Linked DNA regions of Homo sapiens: regions 2 and 3 are each linked to region 1. Evidence: chromatin loops called from intact Hi-C (ENCODE). Cell type or tissue: Calu3. All regions are shown on one strand.

The links. Hi-C counts contacts between places; a loop is a spot of excess contacts. Peaks named below come from ENCODE experiments on the same cell type or tissue, not always from the same donor. Only the 100,000 strongest peaks of a DNase experiment are listed, where the experiment ranks them.
Region 2: a loop joins it to region 1, with 12 times the contacts of the local background. A loop is called at or near these places in 5 of 110 quality-filtered maps.
Region 3: a loop joins it to region 1, with 2.4 times the contacts of the local background. A loop is called at or near these places in 2 of 110 quality-filtered maps.

What each region holds. Positions count from the first base shown.
Region 1 is chr5:120,681,333-120,689,332 of GRCh38, reverse strand. PRR16 (proline rich 16) reads right to left here. Exons shown (of 2, transcript NM_001300783.2): 2 at 2,019-3,379. The coding sequence ends at 2,624. Among named protein-coding and RNA genes, the nearest start is that of PRR16, 220 kb to the right of the region's middle. In Calu3, no CTCF peak of the experiment used is centred here; a DNase peak (open chromatin) is centred at 4,122.
Region 2 is chr5:119,938,915-119,946,914 of GRCh38, reverse strand. The region is part of intron 1 of LOC105379144 (a long non-coding RNA gene); the gene reads right to left. Among named protein-coding and RNA genes, the nearest start is that of FAM170A, 310 kb to the right of the region's middle. In Calu3, CTCF peaks have their summits at 3,274 and 3,482; no DNase peak of the experiment used is centred here.
Region 3 is chr5:121,946,191-121,954,190 of GRCh38, reverse strand. No RefSeq gene overlaps it. Among named protein-coding and RNA genes, the nearest start is that of SRFBP1, 12 kb to the left of the region's middle. In Calu3, a CTCF peak has its summit at 4,144; a DNase peak (open chromatin) is centred at 4,170.

The DNA.
Region 1 (8,000 bases):
TGTATGTTAATTGCTTTCTGTTTTACAAGTTTGTATATATGCAAAAATATAACTAAGTTCCAGTGAATGTGGCAATATTATCACTTGGGCAAGAAAACATATTGGTACAATATATTCCATGCATTAATAAAAAATGAAATAGCATGGAGTAAATAAATTCAAAATAAGTCCTAAGAGTGCTGTAATCTAACATTAAATGTTGATTATAAATAAACTGTCATAAAAGAGTAAGGTCCTTATTAGCAAGGTCAAAACTATAACATTTGGGGGATGGTATTTAACTCACATTTCTAAGCCAGTAGTTAGTTAGTTATTTATGTGTTGAATAAAAACAAGTGTAGTTTTGGTATATGTCACCAATCACACAGAAAAATATGGTCTTTCATGGAGAAGCTTTGCCTATACTTAGAGAAAGAGAAACGGATTTGGAACACTGAGATTGTTTCTAGGTGTCTGGCTCAATATCCTTACTCAACCAGCTTGAACGATTAAATTTATTCATCTTGCTTTATCGCAAGGAAATTATCTGTTCTGTAGGTGATGTGTGGTTGCTAGAAAGCTCTACCTTGGGATCGGGCTTGGATCCCCGACATCGAAAAGTGTCACAGTCTTAAACTATAGGGTGATTATTAGGTCACAGTAACTGGTGGAAGAGGAAAGATGAGTTGAAGAAAGAAAACTGCATGTCTTCTACAACTGTTTATAATATTGAACGGTCTAGCTTTTGATAGACATGTGAAAGGAAGTAATTATTTAACCCTAGAAATATGATAAAACCCTGGCTTTATTTATATCAAGACTAAATGCATGCATTAAAAAGTTAAGAACACATTATTTTGGTATTTAATAAGTCTATAATTTACCTGGCTCATATCTATTAAACATATTAATAATACAGATAACAAATTTTAGATTATGGTCTTTCTTGATTATGGATCTGTTTTGTAACTTTCTGATTATTGTAAGTCGGATTATTTTGCTTTCATTATCTTCATGTCCAACACCTATGAAACATAACGCATGCTGAGTAAATATTTAACATGACATTCTGTTTTTTACTCATTTGATTGTTCCTTCAAAAAATAAGGCCTATTTTCTTTTTGTATTCCATCTAAAATATATAATCATTTTTAATAGGAAGCTGTCAAAAACACTATTCAAATTACCATGATCTAGCTTGAAAAAGGCAGGAAAGAAATACGATTGAAGGCTATCTGCCTGTGCAAAGATTACAGTTTTGAGATCAAAAGCCAACTATTCATAAAAGTCATTGGATTCTTTATCAAGTTATGCCATAAATACATTTCCACAAAAGATGACTCCCTCTACTCTTACCACTAATGAACCAATTTTGTTTTCAGGAACCTGTCCTCATCATAACTCTAGGGGAGAGAAACTCATTTCCAGCTCCAGGACAAAATATCTCATCAGTTGAAATTAATAAAATTGGAAGTTAAATTTGGACCATGGGTGGGTAAAGTTTGTTAAGTTGGTAGATAAGACGGAAGAGGAGGATTTTTATTTGATGTTAGAAGGAAAGATTTCTTCTCTTTCTTTTAGAAGACAGCAACGGCCCATGGTATCTTTCAACTCTGAGGGGGAAAAACTTACGCCAAATGCTGAACACATCCTGATACCAGAAGCATTCAGATATCCCCCTATAATTCTCCTATAAATGTGGGTCCACTTGGGGAGGCAGAGAGCTTGCTAATGCAGGAGGCAAAACACCCTACAGCCTCAATGTAATAGTTTAGGGTACATCCTGGAAGAATGCTGAGTATGAGGAGGGCTTGGCAACATAGGGAGAGTTCAACAGAAGGCTCTTGAAGTACCAAATGGAAGTATAAAATATGTAGTGTGTAGATTTTGATTTATGATGTGGAATATGATATTTCATTTAGAAAATTCTGATATACACTCACTGTAACTTCTCCAAACTCTGTCAGATTTGCTGCCCATATTGAGGAATGTTAAGTGAGATTAAATGAACCACTACTTCATTTTAATTCTGAGGAACATTTGCTTTTGTCATTATTTACTATTGTTTATTGATTTAACAATATTTCCACAGACCAAAGTATTTTATTACATATATAGCTGAGCATGTAATTCATAATTGTATAATATAGAAAATAAACTTCTTGGTATTGGCCTCAGCATTTAATAATGAAAAACTAGTGACAAACATCTTTAGAAAAAAATAATAAAATAGTCCTTCAGTATTAAAATTTCCTAGTAAAAAGCATTAGATCAAAGTTAAGAATATGACATGTTAATGCATAGATGACTTAGGCATAAATAAAATGAATCAAATCCCAGCTCTTATAGTAAATCAAAATAGGTGAAATCTGCAGGTTCACAGTTTGTCATAGGTCAATTGCAAAAACAATGCATCATTCATATTTTTCATCATTCTGAGGTTTTTAATGATACAACATTTAAAATAATGCATACCCAGGATATAAGCAATGTGCTGCATACTTACCAGGTGATTTTTATGCCACTTTGCTGAATGCAGGATTAATATATTTGGGCTTTTTATTGCTTGAGTAGAAAGTGCTCATTACTTATTTTATGTTTATAATATAGAAAATTAAAAAAACAATTTTTTTAATGGCATACATCACACGGTTGTAGTGGTTGACTTCCTCAAGATCGTCTTCTGTGGTTTTGGTGCAGTGGGAGGAGGCACAGTTGCAGGTCTGATAGGGGGGAAGCTGTTACTGTGGCTTATTCCCATTCCCCCATTTTCTAGTGGGAAAGGAGGGAGATGGGGTGTAGGAGGGAGGGGAGGGCCTTGGTGAGGAATCTTTCCCGGTGGGTGGACAGGTTCACTGTGTAAGTGGACCTCCCTGTTTTTTATGTTATACCGGGTATCACAGTCAGGACAATAGCCATGGTACTGTACTTTTTCATTAAACCGAACTCGTTCTCGAGGCCCTGCCTGGGGACATCTGTCTTTTTCAGGTCTATGCATCAGAAGCTGGACTGGAGCCTTGTCCAAGTTACTGTTGGGTATGCAGCAGATATCTCCATTTGGAATTTTGTTAGGTCCACCTGGTAAGCCTCCATTTCGTAGAAGGGTGCCATTGGTTTTTACAGGATTGGCAGTTGGAACCACCCTTTTGGGGTCTTCACACTTCACAGGTGTCAACCTTGGAGGAGGTGGTGGAGGGTTTGGCTTTCTCAGGACCGTGAGGATAGCAGACGGGTGTGCTGGGGGTTTAATAAGCGGTGCATTAGCCTGCACTTTGATCTTCTCTAGGCTGGAGGCTGTTGTGCCACTTGAGCTACTATTCAGCGTGTCCGTTTTGGAGCTGTCAGTCATCTCATCCTCCAGCTGTAGGTCAGAGGTCAGGGTGTCAATCTGGTCAACCACCTAGTGGAAAGGACAAGGTAATTGTTTTGAAGAATGACCCAAACAAAGTATACTAGAAACAATTTATTTTTGTCTAGGGGAAATCTGCTATGGAAGCCTTAACTGATATTGAACTGAACATTCCATTGCTGCTTGATGTTTTCAGTCAATAAATTTACAGAATAGTGACCATCACACAGAGGACCAACTGTATGATAATATAATTTAACATGCTTAGAACATAACATATGATTTATATATACATTCTATTTCTGACTCTGATATACCCACCCATAAAATATGAAACCTGATGCAGGAATATAACTGATTTTTAAAAATAATCAGAGGGCATTTCCCTTCTGCTTAACATGCAGAAAGCTGTAGGAGAACATTGCTTCCAATCTTGAAATTAAAAAAAAAGATAATCTGCAAAATCATAATTTTCTTGAGACCAACAGAGACTTGACCTCACAAGGCAACCAAATGAACTCAACTGTTGAGAGTTTCAAGCCCTCTGAGGATATACAGAAAACATCAACTGTTCAACCTTTAGAAAATCACAGGAAAAAAAGGCAGCAACCATCAGAGTGAATGAAGAAAGCAACTAAAACTTTGATGACTAATTAAAGGTTGAATATGTGCTATTATGACAATTTAGAATCCTTGGGAGTCTCAGACACAGTATCATCTGTACTCACTCATGGCCTCCTTTACACAGACCTCTCATGCTGAGAGGAGGAAAGAGATGGAAGAGAGCCCCTGGTGGGCACACAGGCACAAAACCCCATTTACTTCTCAGACTGTTCTCCCTTATAAAGCAGAACCTTTACTGGTGCAGTAGCAAGAAACCCTCCAACCTGTAAGACACAGGCAAAGATATTTTGCTTCTGAGAGAGGGTAGAAGCAAAAGCTGTCTCGCCTTGGAGAAAGGGAAAGAAAATTATCTGGGCCCAGGACCCTAAACTAATACAAAGCAGATGTTTACTATCACTGGGTGAATGACAGGAAGTCACACCAGTCAAGGGCTACTACAGGTACCAGGCAGAGGAGCCAGGGACTCAGATAAGGCTGGCAGAGGCATCAGAGCATAAGACAGGTGGGAACCCACGTTAAGGAGAGAGGTTGTGAAGATAGGAACATTGAATGGAAGTATCTTAGACAATGCAGTTCTAAGGAGACTTTGGCAAGGATACTGGGGAGTCTGACATCTCCCATAACAGGGCAACCTTACTGTCTCTGCCCTGTTCAGTCATTGGCTGGGAGCAGCAGTGTGGTCACTGCTCAAATGCTGACTTTCAGAGTACAGCATCAGGGTCCTCAGTCATTTACACTCTGCATTCAGAGGTCTTGGAGGCCATTCTCATAGCCACCATACCTGCACTGTTATACACATATGAGAATGGAAAAGTTATGGATTGTTTTAAAAATAGTTTATGTAAGGAGACAGTTCCTTCATTTCACACATTTCCATCACATTTATTCCATATGGAGATTTTTCCCTCCTCTCTTACTTAGGTCTAAGTTTAATCAACTGTGAAGTTGGCTCTTTGTCACATGGTGGCAGGATTGGGCTCAAAATGAAAACACCAAAAGCATCTAGACGTTGGACAGGATATAGACTTTACTTCCTCCTCATGAGGCTCTTAAGTGATTGATTCCACCAGGCAGGTAAAGGCCACCAGGGCTCAGTCTTTGGATGTCTCGAAGGCCTGCAAACTCAGCAGTTTCAAAACATTCAACAAATATAGTAAATTCAACAAATTTCTTCTAGTATTTTCTATTTTAGCAAATGACAGCACAAACCTCACATCTGAATAATCAGAAATCCAGAAACTCTATTTGATATCACCCTTTCACTCACCTTCTGGTCAGGAGAACAAGTCCTTCTATTTTAGCTCCTAAATAACGAATCTTAAATCCATTCACTTTCCTCCATTTTCACTTCTGTCATCCTACTCTGAGCCTCTATGATTTACTGTATGGACTATCCAAAGCCACTTTGCTTTTTTTCATTTCAGTAGTCTCAATGACTTTTTTGGTTTTTTTTTTTTTTGAAGCAGAAGTGTGCTTTTGTTAACTCCCTGTTTAAATCCTTTCTATGTCTGCTCATTTCTCCTGTGATAAAGATCAATTCTGAAAACAGACTTCAGGATTCTGCATAGTCTCACTCAATGGAATACTGGTGTTTATCAGCTGGCTCTTGGCAGTGTAAGGAAGTCTTCATTTGAAAGGTTTTGTGTAAAATTCCACTGTGGTTGATTTCAGGTTAGTCATGTGACATTACTGAACCTGAGGTTGGGAATAAATGTACAGTAGCATACAATTAAAAAGTGTACTATACATAAATAAACTCAGGAGCACAAATAATAGTGAACTGCAGTAAAATAATTAAAAATAACAGGGAACAATTAGAAAACCTTTGTTTTTAATGTAATTAGTTTGTTTATACAGTTTCACTTTTTTTTTTTTTTTTGAGACGGAGTGTCACACTGTCGCCCAGGCTGGAGTGCAGTGATGCGATCTCAGCTCACCGCAACCTCCATCTCCCAGGTTCAAGCAATTCTCCCACCTCAGCCTCCCAAGTAGCTGGGATTACAGGCAGCCACCACCACACCCACCTAATTTTTTGTATTTTTACAAAATACAAAAAGAGACGGGATTTCACTATGTTGGCCAGGCTGGTCTCAAACGCCTGACCTCATGATCCACTCGCTTCAGCCCAGTTTCACTTTTAGTAACTGTTGTGTTTAACAACCAACCAGCTCACAAAATTTTTAAAAAATATGATTGATTTTTAGCTAGTATGAGTCAGTTCTAGTCATTGTCTCATGCTCCTAAATAACTCTCAGTCCTCAACTCTGTATTTCTGTTCCCAATCTCTCTGGTATTCTTTAGGCCCTCAAAATTGCTTGTCTGCTTCCTGCCACAGAATGTTTGCACAAACCATTATTTCTTCTTGAAATGCTCTTCCTTCTTCTCTTAGTCAGGTTAACTCTGACACATCCTTAAAATTTTTCCTATTGCATTCTAAAGGCCTAACATAACAACCGGTACTAATTAGGGGCTCAGCAAATATTTGTTAAGTAAATGCTCCGAGGGTTATTTCTTCAGTTTAAGTGTGAGCAAAAGCATTTTCTCTCCAATTTGATTCTTGGAAGTGGTTGTTACTTCAAAACTTATTCAGTTATTCTAGAAGAAAATGGGAAGGAAAGAATTTATCCATAAATGACCACTGAGTTGGTTGCATATTCTCAAGCTCTGTCTAGAAACTAAAGTGAAAGGCTATCTAAAGAATGTGAGAGGTAGAGAGACAGTCTTGGCTCATGGGTCCTTGTCCTATTTCACCTGGAGGTTATCTACCCCACACATTTTATCATAGTAAATTCTGCAGCAAATGAGAGAAAACAGGTCTTTTAGGAGGGCAGTGAAGCTGATTTTCAGAGATGAATAAATGCCACCTCAGTTCCTGCTGGTTTTATGCTTCCTACCTGGTTTCAGTCTCTACGTTATTTCCTGAGTGCCTATAAAATTCCAAGAGAATAAAAAACAAACAAAACACTGCTTTCATGGAGCAGACAATCCATGAAAGGGCCTCACTTTGACTAGATCTTCAAACAAGTAATTTTAAAAGTGCAACTAGCTCAAGCGCTCTGAAGAATATAAGATGTTATAAGAGAAGAGGAAGACCCCATCAGAAAGGTTAGTGAAGCATTCTGTAAGGATGAGTTGGAGCTTACTGGCAGAAGAGTGGTTCAAGCAGTCTGCTCAGAAAAGAGCCTGATAAAGGTCCTCTGACAGAAGAGATCACCTGAGTGTGAGTGATTTAAAGACTGTTTTGGCTCAAGGGCACTGTGAGAGATGAGGTTGGATAGTTAGGTAGCAGCTATCCTGTGAGAGCCTTTGAGATGATATGATAAAGTACCACATATTTTTCTTTTAAAGAGTTGCAGAAGTGAGAGATGTAGTATTCAAACAGACAATGAATTAGTACTTTCAGAACTGAAGTGTCCTCTAAAGTACACAGTTTCAAACAAGAAAATATAAACAAACTCTCACTCAGACATACCATAGTGAAACCAGAAAACACTGAAAAGCAATGATAAAAGTTTTACAACCACAAAAAAGGGAACACCAAGTATTTATAGAGTAACAAAAATTAAGCTGACAGATCTTCCCACAAGTAACAGTGGTCCCAAGAAAATTTAGGAATAGGTTCATACTGAAAAATAATTGGGAATGTTAATATAGTTTAACTGATATAGAAGTGAGAGAAATAGACATTTTTAGACAACAAAGACTGAGAGAGTATTGCTCTTATAGCTCAGTATTGAAAGTATTGATAAATGAAAATTCAGTGAAAGGTAAATAATCAGAAGGAAGAACTGGAATGCAAGAAGCATAGATAAACAAAGGCATTGGTAAACAAGTAAGTCAAGTTATGCATTGATTACAAAACATAATATATTAATGACTAATTTGGGACAGGGTAAGAAAAATGTGAAGCTAAATACTAGGAAAAAGAACATGTCTGTAGGACAATCAGAATTAAACTATTTAAGTTCATTGTCTTTGTTGTGTGTGTGAGGAAAATTATTATCTATCTGATACTGATTAACTTTATTAAGTCAAAAGTGCATGTGTA
Region 2 (8,000 bases), 740 kb after region 1:
TGTTGAGGATATTGGCATCTATGTTTGTCAAGGATGGTGGCCTGTAATTTTCTTTTTTTGTTGTTGTGTCCTTCTCTGGTTTTGGTATCAAGCTAATGCCGGCCTCATAGAATGAGTTAGAATGAATTCTCTCATTTTTTATTTTTTGGAATCACTTGAAAAGATTTGGTGTTAGTTCTTCTTTACAAGTTTGGTAGAATTCAGCACTAAAGCCATCCTGTCCTGAGTTTGTCTTTGTTGGGAGATCTTTTACTTCCGAATCCAACTCCTTACTGGTTATTAGTCTTGTTCAAGTTTTCTCTGTCCTCTTGTATCAATCTTGGATTTTATTTATCCATTTCCTCTTGGTTTTCTAATGTTAGTGTGTAGTTTATCATGATGGTCTCTGATGATCTTTTGTACTTCTGTGGTATCAGTTGTAATAATTCCTTTCTCATTTCTGATTTTACTTATTTGGGTCTACTCTCTTTTCCTGCTTAGTCCAGCTAGGAGTTTATCAATTTTGTTTACCTGTTCAAATGAATAACTTTTTAATTTCATTTATTTTATTTATTTGTGTTTCTTTTTAGTGTCTATTTCATTTACTGCTTCTTGACCTTTATTATTTCTTTATTTCTACTAATTCCTGAGTTTCATTTATTCTTACTTTCCTAGTTCCTTCAGGTTCCTTAGGTTGTTTATTTGAAATCTTTCTACTTTTTTGAAGTAGGTATTTATTGTAGTAAACTTCCTTCTTACCACTGCTTTTGCTGTATCCCATAAGTTTTGGTACATTGTATTTACATTTTCATTTGTTTCAAGAAATTTTTTCATCTTCCTAATTTCTTCATGGACACAGTGCTCATTCAGGAGCACATTGTTTAATTTCCATGTATTTGTACAGTTTTTAAACTTCCTCTTGTTTTTGATTTCTAGTTTTATTCCATTGTGGTATGAGAAGATGCTTGACATGATTTCAATTTTAAAAAATTTGTTGAAGCTTGTTTTGTGGTCTAACATATGGTCTATCCTGGAGAATGTCCCATGTGCTTATAAGTAAGCATATTCTGCAGCTGTTGAATGAAATGCTCTGTAAATGTCTGTTACATCCATTTAATCTAACCTGCAGTTTAAATCCAATGTTTCTCTGTTAATTTTCTCTCTAGATGTTCTGTCCAATGCTGAGAATGGGGTATTGAGGTTTCCAACTGTTACTGTAGATTTTTTCTGTTCAAAATTTCAGGTAGACTTTCATTTTGGCAAATATTATAGCCTGGATTGAAATTGCATTCTTTACTAAAGAATCTGTTCTTGTTTCTGTCAGCTCTTCAGCTATACTCCTAATCAAATATCACCTCAAATAAAGTTTTAGATGAAGTTGAATGTTTCCAGATTGAGAGTGTGAATTTGGGCCATAAATTCATGTGGGGACAGGATTTGAGTTACAAACTTTCTTCTTTCTACACCATCATGGTTGAAACAAGGGAGTGTCCTTCCTACCTCCATTGGTGGGTGAATGTCTTCTTCTACTGAGGATATAGCTTTTTGGGTCCTGGCTCTGGGGAATAATCTTCTTTCAGTTTCCCTAACTTATGCAGGCCGGGTTTACATTCTTTTCCCCAACCTCTGAAAATGGATCTTCAGAGTTATCATTAATTGATAATTGCCCCAGTATGGCCAGCTATTCTGTGCTTGCTGAACTTTCTGAACTTCTGCTTACATTCTGTTTTTAGTCTCTGAATATTTTCCTTATTTTCTTGTCAGCTCAATACACCATGGAATACTATGCAGCCATAAAAAAGAATGAAATCATGTCCTTTGCAGGGACATGGATGGAGCTGGAGGCCATTATCCTTCGCAAACTAACAAAGAAACAGAAAACCAAGTACCACATGTTCTCACTTATAAGTGAGAGCTAAATAATGAGAACACATGGACACATACAGGGGAACAACACACACTGGGGCCTTTCAGAGAGTGGAAGGTGGGAAGAGGGAGAGGATAATGAAAAATAACTAATGAGTACCAGGATTAATAGCTTGGTGATGAAATAATCTATACAACAAACTCCCATGACTCAAGTTTACCTATGTAACAAACCTGCACATGTACCCCTGAACTTCAAAGTAAAAAAAAAAATTTAATATATTTGCTAATGTTTTTTCAATGTTCTAATTATTTTGAAGTGAAAGGTTTGTTAAGGGTCTTTGGACCACTATATCATCAGAAATTGAAAACTCATATATTTATTCAAATTGTTTACCTGAAAAACCTTATCAACTAATAGTAATGTAATTCATATTGTTGGTACCAAAAAAACAAAGACAAACTAAGTGTTTGACAGTTTGAGAGTAAACTGGATAGATTAATATTATACTGATTTTGATCTAAATATCTAAGGTTCCAATTATGAAGGATCTTTAAAAAGCAATCATTTTCTGCATTCAATACAACCCAAAGATTATATTCAAAACAGCACAAGTACCAGTGGATTAGACAAAAGCAGACAATATCCATACTTGTGAGTACCTGCAATATTTCTACACTGACAGGTAGAGAGGTGAAGAGGGAAGGGTATTATACATGAACCCACTTCTCCCCAACTTCCAAGAAGGGATTTTAGTGGTGTACATGTGAATACGACAGAAAGTAAATGAACAGTGAGTTTGCCCAAAGACTCTTTTTTACATCTTGTATGAATCTAAAAAGTAGGTAAAAGACTGACTGAGGATTTTTAGGTTCAAGATTCAAAACAATTAAAGGCAACATTTAAATAAGGGTGGTAAGTTATACTGCTTACCAGATACTAAAGCTGGTTTTTGTACTTGGGCCCCTATACTTTAACTTTATTTTGGAGGCCTATAAATACTCCAAAATGGGCATCTCTCATCCTCTTTCATATAAAGGCTATGTATGAGAAGAAAATAAGTCATGTCAATAAAAAGAACAAAATAAACTATCTTCATAAAGTCATTCAGCACATAAATACATCTTTTAATTTTTACTTTTTCATTTACTTTTGCTTAAAAATATTACCTTGGGTGATAAGGACAATTAGGAGAAGGTAATATTTTTAAGCAATTGCCTTGGGTGATTAGGACAATTGCTTAAAAATATTACCTTGGGTGATTAGGACAATTAATATCCTAATTCTAAAAGTCCTAAATCTCTTAATGTGTTACATCAAAAACCAAACAAGACTCATCTTATTGTGCTCTTAGCCTCTAAAGAAACCAACCCCAACTCTTTCTAATCATCAGCTAACTCACTGTTCACAATCAACTTACATTTAATTCCCATGAAACACCACCAAGATCACTGTCAGGGACATGTACATCAGTCAGGCAGGCCTCATTGCTTTTTTGTACTATACTTCATTTCTACTAACAGGACAGAAGTTTGGGGAGTTGCCGCATTCCAACAGGAATCTGGCAAGATTCAATGAGGATTTTTTATAGTAGCTTATGGTCTAAGATATCACTAAACTTCATCATCATACTGAGAAGCCAACACTAGTTACAGACATGCTGCTGTACTGGAATCACCAATATAAAGATTCAAGATAAGCACAGGACAGTGATTAGTGGACTCAAATGCCACCTACAGGCTATAACTTTATTTAATTTTTTTATTAAGACAAGATTAAATGCAATATTTAAAGAGAGGTGGTAAGTTACACTGCTCACAAGAAACTAAAGTTGATTCTTGTGTTTGAGCCCTTCGGTAGTTTAATGTTATTTGAGTGACCCATAAGTACTCCACAGTGAGTACAATATAAAATATAACAAAGTTCTAGTATTCTAATGAGACTACAATCTGGTATATTTAAAAGATGACAAAAGAATTAATAACAAATATATTGACATTAATACTATTTCCTTTTTGTGTTTTTTAACCTGCTTAGATCATTAACCTTTGATAGCTAATAAAAAGGATCTCATTACAGGTATAGGTTATGTCTACACAGTAATCAGTGAGGCACTTAGATGATATTACAGATAATTTATCTGTATAATAATTACCAAAAATCATCAAATATTAAATAAGTACCTACCCTGAAATGGGCACTGTGATAATCAAAAAATCGATTCTGGAGATTTGCATTATGCAGTTTGCCTATCTACCTTAATTGAAATTAATTGCATTATAAAATTGACCTGCCTTAATTGAAATTAAATGATTAAAATTAAATAACCAAGCAAATATTTGTTAAGCTGCTGCTATGTTCCCAACACTGAGCTAGTTAGAGGTGATACAAGGAAATGAAAAGTTTTGTCATCAGATTGTTAACAATGTAATTAGGGAGAGGAGACCTATACAAATCAAAACACAAAGGAGAGTTCCAGGGAGCAAGAGTCATAAAAATTGAGAAACACAAGAGATTATAGAATAACTAGGTTCTTAATTAGACCTAAAACTGATAAACTTAAGTGGAGGGGAAAATAGCAAAAGAGATGTGGCAGCAAAAATCATGAGGTATACATGCTCAAGAAACATTCATGGCCAAAACCATATTTCTTCAGCATCTGTTTTATTAAAGATCTATAAACTTTTTTATTTTTCACAATAACTCTTTAAGGTGACTACTATTATTATTCCTGTCTTATAGATGAAGAGACTGTGACTCAGAGAAGCTGAATAACTTGACCAAAGCCTTTGAACTGATAAGTAGCAAAATCAGAATTCAAACCCAATACTTTATCATTCCAAATTGGGTGCTCTGAACCACTATGCCTGCAATAAATAAACCATCTGCCTTTAAAGAAAAGAGTGTATGGCATGAGATAAATTTGGGAGGTATAACAGCCAGGCAACAGATGGTACATTGAAATTGGGTTATTCGAGTTGAGTTTTGATACAGGGAACATTTACAAAGGTATGTGCAGAGTGTAGGAAAGCCACAAGAATATGGCAGTATTCCAGTGCTAGGAAAAACCACTTCCACCCCTCATCCTGAAGGATGGAGTGAGGTGTGGGAATTTCCAGACCCCAGAAGGAGAGAGCCTTGGGGAGTGGGGTGCCTGACAAGATGCATGACTTTTTGTAGAAAAGAGGAAGCTGGGTAAATAAATTCCCTGACCTGACCCTCTTCCTTTGTTTCTATTTCCCACTGGAGGTCTCATTGATGGAGTTTATGCAGATCAGTCACCCAGAGCCAAAGAGTAACTGAAAAAGAGTGGAGAATGGATCTAGAGAAGCAAATACAAGGTAGACATCACTAGGATGTTCTAGGAGGGTCTTGAGGCTAACTTATTTAGATTTTATTCTGTTGGGAATGGAGGACCAATAAATGTTTGGGTGGGCGAGAATTGTATATGGAAGAACTGCTTCAGGGAAACTAAATTTGTTATTAATGTAGATAGAATAAAAAGGCTGGCTGCAAAAACACTTTTGGAAAAAAATTAGAAAGCTCTGGTAGTGACTTTATGAGCCTAATAGTGAATAGTCTAGCAGAACAGAAAGAAAGAGGCTTAATGAACTGTCTATAATATTATAAAGAAATAAACTTGACTCCCAATCACACAGATAACATGATCCATTGATGAAATAATTTAGTTCTCCCTTCTCTCTCTTCTGCTTTCTATTTTGCACATTTGGGGATTTATTTTAATGGCTTCACAATCATGCCTTTCAGTCCATCATCAAATTCCTTATGCAACTATCTGGTAACATAAGCTGAGTAGTTAAGACAATAGCTCTCAGGATTGATGATCTCATTTTGGATATTAAGGGGGAAGAGGGAGAGAAACAGGAAGATAACATATACTGAAATCTTATGGCATGCTGTTTAATGCGCTCAGCGATTTTACATTTAAATTCCCCAGTACACCTGGGAGACAGGTATCACTTTTATTTAACAGACAAAAAAACCCTGTTCAAGTTCACTAAGTAAAAATAATCATTAGAAATAATAATAATGAGCTAAGTTAATGAAAGACATTATATGAATGTTAACGGAATCTGAGTATTTATCTTTGTTTTGTATTATTTTGAGACTTAGTAACCCTAATCAAAACATCCTCAGTATCACAATACATGGTTCTGTTTAAAATAAAATTAATTTTTCAAAATATATTAATTTTATTCTGAAAATAATCAATTAAGTAAGATGATTTTTAAAAAGAGGTCTAGGAGGCAAAATAACTTTCCTGAAAATGGAGAATGTCAAAGACAATATCAAACTGCATCTTACGTAAATGATTCTTCTTTCGGACTCACAATATATTATAATCTTTTGAGTTAACATTATATCAATATGTGAATTTTATGCATAATGAAATCTTTAAAAGACCCCAAACCAATGCTGTGTTGAATGCCTATAAAAGTGGCTTAGTCTCCAGATACACCCAAAAGAAAGAGGCTAATGGTAGAAGTTGAAGTAGGGAGAGAAAGTGAAAGGCACATTTCAGGACTATAGTTTTTATTAGTTTCCATCTTTGATTGATGCTACCAGTGAAGAGGTTGCTGGAATGGCAAATAAAAGAATAAGAAAATGAGTGGGCTCAAACCAAGAAGTCATGGCAAGAAGAAAGGCACTCAGTTCTAAGTTCAGGACATGCAGAAATAGTCAAAATAAAATGTTATTCTTAGTAATCCAACAGTAGCTATAAGGTGCCACCAAGACAGAAAAAATTCTAGCCTACACAATTAGAGAATAACATGGCTATGTGACAAACAGTCTGAAAGAGCTACTGTCAGGCAATAGCTCTCACTCAATACTATCTTAAAGAGCTACTGTCAGGCAATACTATCAGTCAATAGCTTTGCTTCTAAGAGAAGCACCAGAAGACAAAGGGAGATTTTCCAACACCGGAAAAAGTAAGACATTCTCCAGGTTTTTCAAATAACTTCAATCTCGGGCTTATGTTCTTGAAATTTCCCAGGTAACCTCTGTATGGTGAGTCTGTAGAGACAGACTTGTAGACACAGAACTACATGCCACAGGACTGAGCTAGCACTGGTACCAAAGCACTCAAAATGTCATCATGCTTCTTCACATCATGTATTAGGTTTATAGAGGATGGGTAATAAATGGAGTTTTTGTTCAATTTTGTCTCACAATAGGCCCAACAGGTCTAAGGACTCACTTTGTAATCATATACTAGTCCCCACATATCTAATTGGAATGAATACTCTATGTATCTGGCCCCAAAACCACTTTCTGTACTGGAGCCAAAAGAATAAATCAAAAACAAAACTGCATCTTGAGCATACTTTCAAAGATTAGAGCTACTATTAAAGCTTAGAGGATGTAGGAGTGATAGTCTCAATCAAATCATCTTATAGTTATTGTATTTTGTCCCTGAAAAAAAGTACTTTGAGTAGATAATGAACTAGCATAAATATAATCAACTAGTAGCCTCAGTCAACCAAGCAAAGCTACAATGCAGGATGTGGAATTTTTACGAAAACGTTTAATGCAGCACCTGGTGATCAGCATACAGCTATTAATTGAGCTAATGCTTACTTTCCTACCCATTGGTAGAGATAATCAATACCAGTTTGTTTTTTCAAGGCAAAAGCAGTACACATTCACTGTTTTGCCACAAACCTATATTAACTCTCATGTTTTCTATCATAACATAGTCTATAGGGATCTTGACTGACTTGATATTCCTCAAAACATCAGGTTGATCCATTATGTTAATGATATCAAGCTAATTGGATGTAGTGAGCAACAAATGTCAAGTAATTTATATGCCCTAGTGCTTACAAGCTAGAGGGTCTGAGATTAAACACTATGAAGATTCATGAGCCTGACTTATCAGTGAATTGTGTATTGATCCACTTGACTGGAGAATGCCAAAATACCCCTCATAAAGAAAAGCAGAAAATTATTCAAGCCATGCCTCCTACCATTGCAAAAGTGGCAAAGCATTTGGTGGACTTGAGTCCATTTTTGAGGTAGAATACACTGCACATGGGAATATTGCTTTGATCCACTTATTGCATGACCCACAAGTTTATCTCTTTTGAGTAGAGCAGAGAGTAAGAAAAGACTTTGCAACAAGACTAGCTAT
Region 3 (8,000 bases), 1.3 Mb before region 1:
GCTTAGCACCCGGGCCAGCAGCTGCGGAGGGTGCGCCCCGGTGCCCCAGCACTGCCGGCCCACCCGCGCGGCGCTGGAATTCTCTCCAGGCCTCGGCCTCCTCCCTGCGGGTCAGGGCGCGGTGGCTCACTCCTGTAATCCCAGCACTTTGGGAGGCCGAGGCGGACGGATCACGAGGTAAGGAGATCGAGACCATCCTGGATAACACGGTGAAAGCCCATCTCTACTAAAAATACAAAAAATTCCGGACACAGTTAGACATCAGGGAAATGCAAATTAAAACCACAATGTGATTTCTTTCTATACCTATTAGAATGGCTAAAATAAAAAGTCTGATCATACCAAGTAGGATGTGGAGTACCTGGAACTCTCAAACATCACTAGTGGGAATGTAACGCGGTACAGTTTAGAGTTTCTTAAGAAGTTTCTAGTATATGACCTAGGCCTTCTCTTCTAGATTAATAGAGAAATGGAAGTACGTGTACATACAGACTCTTGTGCTTAAATGTTCAGAGAAGTTTTAATTTTAATAGCCAAATGATAAAAACAATACAAAACTTTATTCAACAGGCAAATGAATAAACTATGATACACATACACATACACACACATGCACACACACGAACATCATTCAGTAAAAGAAAGCAATGGCACACACTATAACATGGATGAATTTTAAAATAATTATGCTGGGTGGCAGAATCAAGACAAAAAGAGTACATACTGTATTATTTCATTCATATAAAATTCTAGGAAATGCAAACTAATGTATAGTTACAAAAATAGATCAATGGTTGCCTGCAGAAGTGAGAGAGAGGGGATAGAAGGATGCCAGAAAAAAAATTGCAAATGGTCATGAGGAAGTTTTGGATGGTAATTGATATGTTCATCGTATCAATTTGTGATGGTATCACAGTTGATACGTATGTCAAAACTTATCAAAGCATATATATATCAAACTTTGTATATATATATATGCAGTAAATTGTGTGTCAATTAAAGCTCAATAAAGCTCTTTTTTCTTATTATACTTTAAGTTTTAGGGTACATGTGCACATTGTGCAGGTTAGTTACATATGTATACATGTGCCATGCTGGTGCGCTGCACCCACTAACTCGTCATCTAGCATTAGGTATATCTCCCAATGCTATCCCTCCCCCCTCCCCCCACCCCACCACAGTCCCCAGAGTGTGATATTCCCCTTCCTGTGTCCATGTAATCTCATTGTTCAATTCCCACCTATGAGTGAGAATATGCGGTGTTTGGTTTTTTGTTCTTGCGATAGTTTACTGAGAATGATGGTTTCCAGTTTCATCCATGTCCCTACAAAGGACATGAACTCATCATTTTTTATGGCTGCATAGTATTCCATGGTGTATATGTGCCACATTTTCTTAATCCAGTCTATCATTGTTGGACATTTGGGTTGGTTCCAAGTCTTTGCTATTGCGAATAATGCCGCAATAAACATACGTGTGCATGTGTCTTTATAGCAGCATGATTTATAGTCATTTGGGTATATACCCAGTAATGGGATGGCTGGGTCAAATGGTATTTCTAGTTCTAGATCCCTGAGGAATCGCCACACTGACTTCCACAATGGTTGAACTAGTTTACAGTCCCACCAACAGTGTAAAAGTGTTCCTATTTCTCCACATCCTCTCCAGCACCTGTTGTTTCCTGACTTTTTAATGATTGCCATTCTAACTGGTGTGAGATGATATCTCATAGTGGTTTTGATTTGCATTTCTCTGATGGCCAGTGATGATGAGCATTTTTTCATGTGTTTTTTGGCTGCATAAATGTCTTCTTTTGAGAAGTGTCTGTTCATGTCCTTTGCCCACTTTTTGATGGGGTTGTTTGTTTTTTTCTTGTAAATTTGTTTGAGTTCATTGTAGATTCTGGATATTAGCCCTTTGTCAGATGAGTAGGTTGCGAAAATTTTCTCCCATGTTGTAGGTTGCCTGTTCACTCTGATGGTAGTTTCTTTTGCTGTGCAGAAGCTCTTTAGTTTAATTAGATCCCATTTGTCAATTTTGGCTTTTGTTGCCATTGCTTTTGGTGTTTTGGACATGAAGTCCTTGCCCATGCCTATGTCCTGAATGGTAATGCCTAGGTTTTCTTCTAGGGTTTTTATGGTTTTAGGTCTAACTTTTAAATCTTTAATCCATCTTGAATTGATTTTTGTATAAGGTGTAAGGAAGGGATCCAGTTTCAGCTTTCTACATATGGCTAGCCAGTTTTCCCAGCACCATTTATTAAATAGGGAATCCTTTCCCCATTGCTTGTTTTTCTCAGGTTTGTCGAAGATCAGATAGTTGTAGGTATGCGGCGTTATTTCTGAGGGCTCTGTTCTGTTCCATTGATCTATATCTCTGTTTTGGTACCAGTACCATGCTGTTTTGGTTACTGTAGCCTTGTAGTATAGTTTGAAGTCAGGTAGTGTGATGCCTCCAGCTTTGTTCTATCTAGAAAACCCCATCGTCTCAGCCCAAAATCTCCTTAAGCTGATAAGCAACTTCAGCAAAGTCTCAGGATACAAAATCAGTGTACAAAAATCACAAGCATTCTTATACACCAACAACAGACAAACAGAGAGCCAAATCATGAGTGAACTCCCATTCACAATTGCTTCAAAGAGAATAAAATACCTAGGAATCCAACTTACAAGGGATGTGAAGGACCTCTTCGAGGAGAACTACAAACCATTGCTCAATGAAATAAAAGAGGATACAAACAAATGGAAGAACATTCCATGCTCATGGGTAGGAAGAATCAATATCGTGAAAATGGCCATACTGCCCAAGGTAATTTACAGATTCAATGCCATCCCCATCAAGCTACCAATGACTTTCTTCACAGAATTGGAAAAAACTACTTTAAAGTTCATATGGAACCAAAAAAGAGCCCGCATTGCCAAGTCAATCCTAAGCCAATAAAGCTCTTAAATGAATACATTTACCCTTGGACTAGCAATTCTACTTCTAGAAAAATATAGTAACATTACATTGGTAGAAATTATTGATGCATGTAAAAAGCTATTCAGTATATAAGTGTTTATAATAATAGAAGATTGGAGGGAACTTGTCCATCAACCTGTAACTGACTAATAATCCATTAAAAAGAATAATCAGCTCTTTATTGGAATGAAAGGCTTTTCATGATATATTGCATAATGAATAAATCAAGTATCACTACACAATAGTATGCTATTGTTTGTGTGTGTTAGGAGGGAGATATGTGTACACACACACACACAAACCACAATTACTTGTTTGTATAGTATCTTTGTTCTTTATAGGGGAAGTCAGGAGCTGGGTAAATGTAGGTAAATTCTACCATGTTTCCTTTTGTGTCTTATAAATTTTGCACCATGTGTTATTAACTTTTAAACCGAATAAAATTTAAAACATAGTCTCATAGTTGTTGTTGCAATTGTGAAAGGAATATGTTCTCTCATTTCCATATACTTTAGCTGGTTATTGCCAATATAGATACAAACTATAAATCATGAATTTTTTTGTGTATGTTATCCAATCACTTTTCAAGTATTTTTTGGAAGTGAGAAGGATTTTTAAGTTTGCAATCATATTATTAGAAAGATAGTTACCTCTTTCAGTATTTATAACAATTATTTTGTTTTGGATGATTATATTTATTAGAATTTCCAAACAAATATATTAACAGTGTAAGTAATAACAATGATAGTGAATATCCCTTACTTTTTCCTGACTTTAATGGGAAGAGCTTTAACATTTCACAACTTAAAATGATATTTGGTGTTTTTCATGGTGAATAATTTAATCAAATTCAGGTTTTTTTTCTACTTTACTAGAGGCCTTAATTGCTTTGATATGTTGTTTTTCTTTTTAAGGCATTTTCCCCATATGTGTTCTTATTGTATCGCAGCTGTCAGAAACTTATGGGCCATTACTAAGAAAGTAGATGTAGCTCTATATTTTTTTCTTTTACTTAAATGAATAGATAAAAGAGAAGTTATTATTGAGAATCCTATCTTTTTTTATAGCATATTGTTTACAACCTTTAGCATGTGAACTAGTGTTAGTAATTCAGCTCACAACAGATTGCAACACAACTGAGTGTTTGATCCACAATCCGGTACCATTGCTCTAAAATTTTATTTTGACTCTGCACTTTCAGTCCTCTATCCCCTGGGTGGCAGTGTTGTTCTCCAAATTGCACATTGTAATCCAAATTGCAGATGTTGAGGAAAGCAATCTAAATATGATATGTGATAGCATTTTCTGAATTAGAAAGAAAATAGATGGATATACCAGGTCTTGTATTTATTTAATGCTTAGTATTAACACCTTAAGGTTTCAAACTTTGATTTTAAGTAAGTCACTAAACAATAATAAAGTGTCTAAGTGAAACATTAATGGATTCATTTAAGATTCTGTTTTTAAAAAATATATAACAAACTGAAGAGTGTAAACAGCTACTGTATAAGAGGCAGGTAGTTCAGAAGTCACTAAGCTAATAGCTTTACTAAATCAATCTTCTAACATATTTCTGGCATAAATTGCATTTTAATTTTTATGGAGCATTTTGATTAGATTTGTTACTTTATGTCTCTAGGAAATCTAAGAAAGTTTTATTCTAGAAATTTTATATCTTAAAAATTTCAGTAGCTAGTTAATGTCATGAAGCCAAGTTTTATAAAATTCAAAGTGGTAGAGCTAACATGTACTTAGCAATTTAACATTTTGGCTAAGAGCTTTGGCTCTGGAATCAGACTATCTGATACTAAATTCTAATTCTACGTCTTAATAGCTATATGATCTTGGGGAAATTATGTAAGATCTCTGTGCCAAGGCGTCTTTATTTGTGAAAATAGGAGTGATAATCTATCTCACAGGATTGTTGTGATGTTTAAATGAAAACACAGTATAGAGTTCTTGATGAATATTTACCTCTAAATAATTTACTGTTATTTTTATTATTTCATTTGATCTTAACAGTAACTTTGTGAGATAGGCATGGTACATAAGAGGGATTCATGTCTTATGAATAACAAATATACCTAAGGTCATAGAGGTAATAAGGGGGCAGTCCAAGTCTTTTGACATAAAATCACTGGTAGCAATTTTGTAACAGCTCTATGATATGAATGTAAAATTACATTAATAGTTTGTAGCCACCATGTCATTAATTCCCATTCATCTAATTATTTATTAATTATCAATAATTAATGAGGTAATATAATTTATAAACTATACATTCCTTCACATATACAATTTACTTCTTTTAATTATTTGCCAATTAGCCCAAAATAGGCTCAAGATTATTGCAACAAAGCCTGTAATAATTTAAAGTTAAGTTCAGAAAACATTATTAAAACCCAGTTCAGATTCTTTTCAACATAGTGATTGGCTTTGATTCATTTTAATAAACGTTTTTGAGTGTCTATTTTGCAAAGTATTGTACTAGGTTCAGTAGGAGATACAAAAATGATGAAGACATTGTCCATGTCCACCGTGGACTTACAGAGTAGTAACTTAAATGATTCTAATACCAAGATAGACTGCATTAAGTACTGTAGTAAGAGTGTGAGGCACTATTGGAGTCTAACAGGGCAGTGAACAAGCAGTTTGACGAGAATGCTTCCTACAAGAGGTGGAATTTGAGTTTCATTTTCAAGGAAGGAAGCACTTTAATAGGAAGCTGAAGAATAGGAAGAGAAAGTTTCCACTGGAGGAAATTAGTTAGATAAAACTAGGTAATAGAAGACACACTATTTCACAAATAGAATAAAGCTTCCAAAGGATTTTTCATAAACCCCTAAAATCTCCAAAAACATTGTTAGGCCTAGCAATGAAAACCTTTTTAATTTCTTAAATATATTTTCTACACACGTCCCTCCTAAAAAATGATAGTTTTCTTAAGTTATTAAACATTTGAAAAAACTGAAGTAAGGTGTTTTAAGGCAAAAAACAAAATACATGAATCTTAATAGACTGATAGAAGTAGGTTTCAGAATACCTGGAAATTTATGGATCTGTAAATGATTGAGTAATCTCTAAAGGAAATTTTGCTGCATTATACTTAAACATAAAGATAGAAGTTTGAAAGAAAGTAAAGTGAATGATATTGTGAAAGTTAATTATTCAAAATGGAGACATTCCTGTCATACCCAACTAAAATGGAATTGGGAAGCCATGGGGAAGGACACCCAAATCCCTTCCAGGAACTATTTTTGCAATTCAAGAGAAAAAAAACATCATTTTAAGATTACATCTTACATAGTAACTGCTGCCACTTACTGCTTAGAGCTCAGAAGCTCCTACACTCAGCTCAACACTGCTAGTGCCAATGAACTTTCTTTCAAAGCAACGTACATAACTTTTCTCTTTTTCTCAATAAAATTCCAACCTTTCTTTTTGTTTTTCAGACACATCTAAGAGCTACTCTGGATTGTGTGCATTGAATTGCAATTTTAATCCTTGTATATTATTCCCCAATAAATTGTTTATTTGGAAATTCAACTATAAATAGTTTTACTTAAGGTTTATAATGTAAGCCTGTTCAGAGAAAACATTTTTAATTTGTCCATCAAGGAATAAAGTATTTGTAACAAATTTATTGGTCCACTTCTCCATCAAGACCAAGAGAGAGGCAAGATATATGGCCTGGAGAGGTAAAATTAGCAGGTCACCTAGCCTCTCCTTGAAGAAATCAAATGCTGTTTCTCTAGTAAGAAGAAGAGTAAGAGAGAGAAGCTCTGTTATTTTGCCCAGTTCATAGTCAAGCATGATATCTCTGCTTCATTGTTTTACAGAGATTCCTCAATGTGCTCACTGAACTTTAGTAACTACTTGTTACCACTCTACTGCAAGTCTACTTCTCAATGTCACCAGTGACCTCCTAGGCACTAAGCTGGATTTCAGAGCGCTTTAGTATAAGATCATCATCCCAGTCCTTTGCCATTGATTGACAGACTTGACTGTGTTGGCTGAGCCAGTGACCGCTTCCTCTCTTGCCTCCCAACATGTACCACTATCTAAGCTATGAGCCTCATCAGGTAGTGGTTGCTTCACACCAGACTTTTTCATACCTGACCTAGCCACATGGACACTATTAATTCAACAAAAAATTATCCAGCCCAAATGTCAATAGTGCTGAGGTTGAAAACCCCTGATCTATGTTTATGTCCATAACAACCAACTGTATAGTGCAATGAAGTACCAAGGGCTGGGCTGTGGGAGAGGATAAAATCTGCAGAAGTTTGGACTTAAAAACAAAGACGATAATGGTATTAGGGAGTTACGTGACACACCAATATGTAGGAATGTCTCTACTTTTTGTGTTTGATTAATAATTTATTAAATATACTTGAAAATCAATATAGTCTGTAGGGAGCCTTTAAAATGATGCTTTCATAGTTTTTTTTTTTTTACAATCATAGAAAGCAGATGGTTCTCTAAAACTTACAGGTAATTAAAGGCTTCTTAAACTCACAGCATACAAATATTTCAACATTTAAATAGAAGCTCATTTTCTTCTAAAGTAATTTCCTTGTACATTCTTATTAAAGTATAAAAAGGACAACATTAATAGTTTTAAAAACCTATATTTAACCTAAATCAAGATTTTTCTACAAATTATCCCTGTTCCCAAAAAGTTTAAAAGATATCAGAGAGTAATGTGATACTAAACCAAATAATCTCATCACAATGGAGCATTTCACTTTTAAGAAATATTGGGCAAAATTTCCTATTTAACCTTTCATGCTAGATTTTAACTGTATGTGTGCTACATGACATACCAGATTAATCCAAGTCATTCTGTTGATGCAGTAGATTGTTATATATGACCAGTTACCATATAATATCATACTGTAATTGCAAAAATGACAATATTTATGATAAAGCTTAGAAAATCTTTTTAATAAAAAGCAGACCTCACTGCTCCAATTTTTTATAAAAATTACCTCTTTTCCTCCTATTTATTTTTTGCCTTGAATGGTACCTTTCATAGT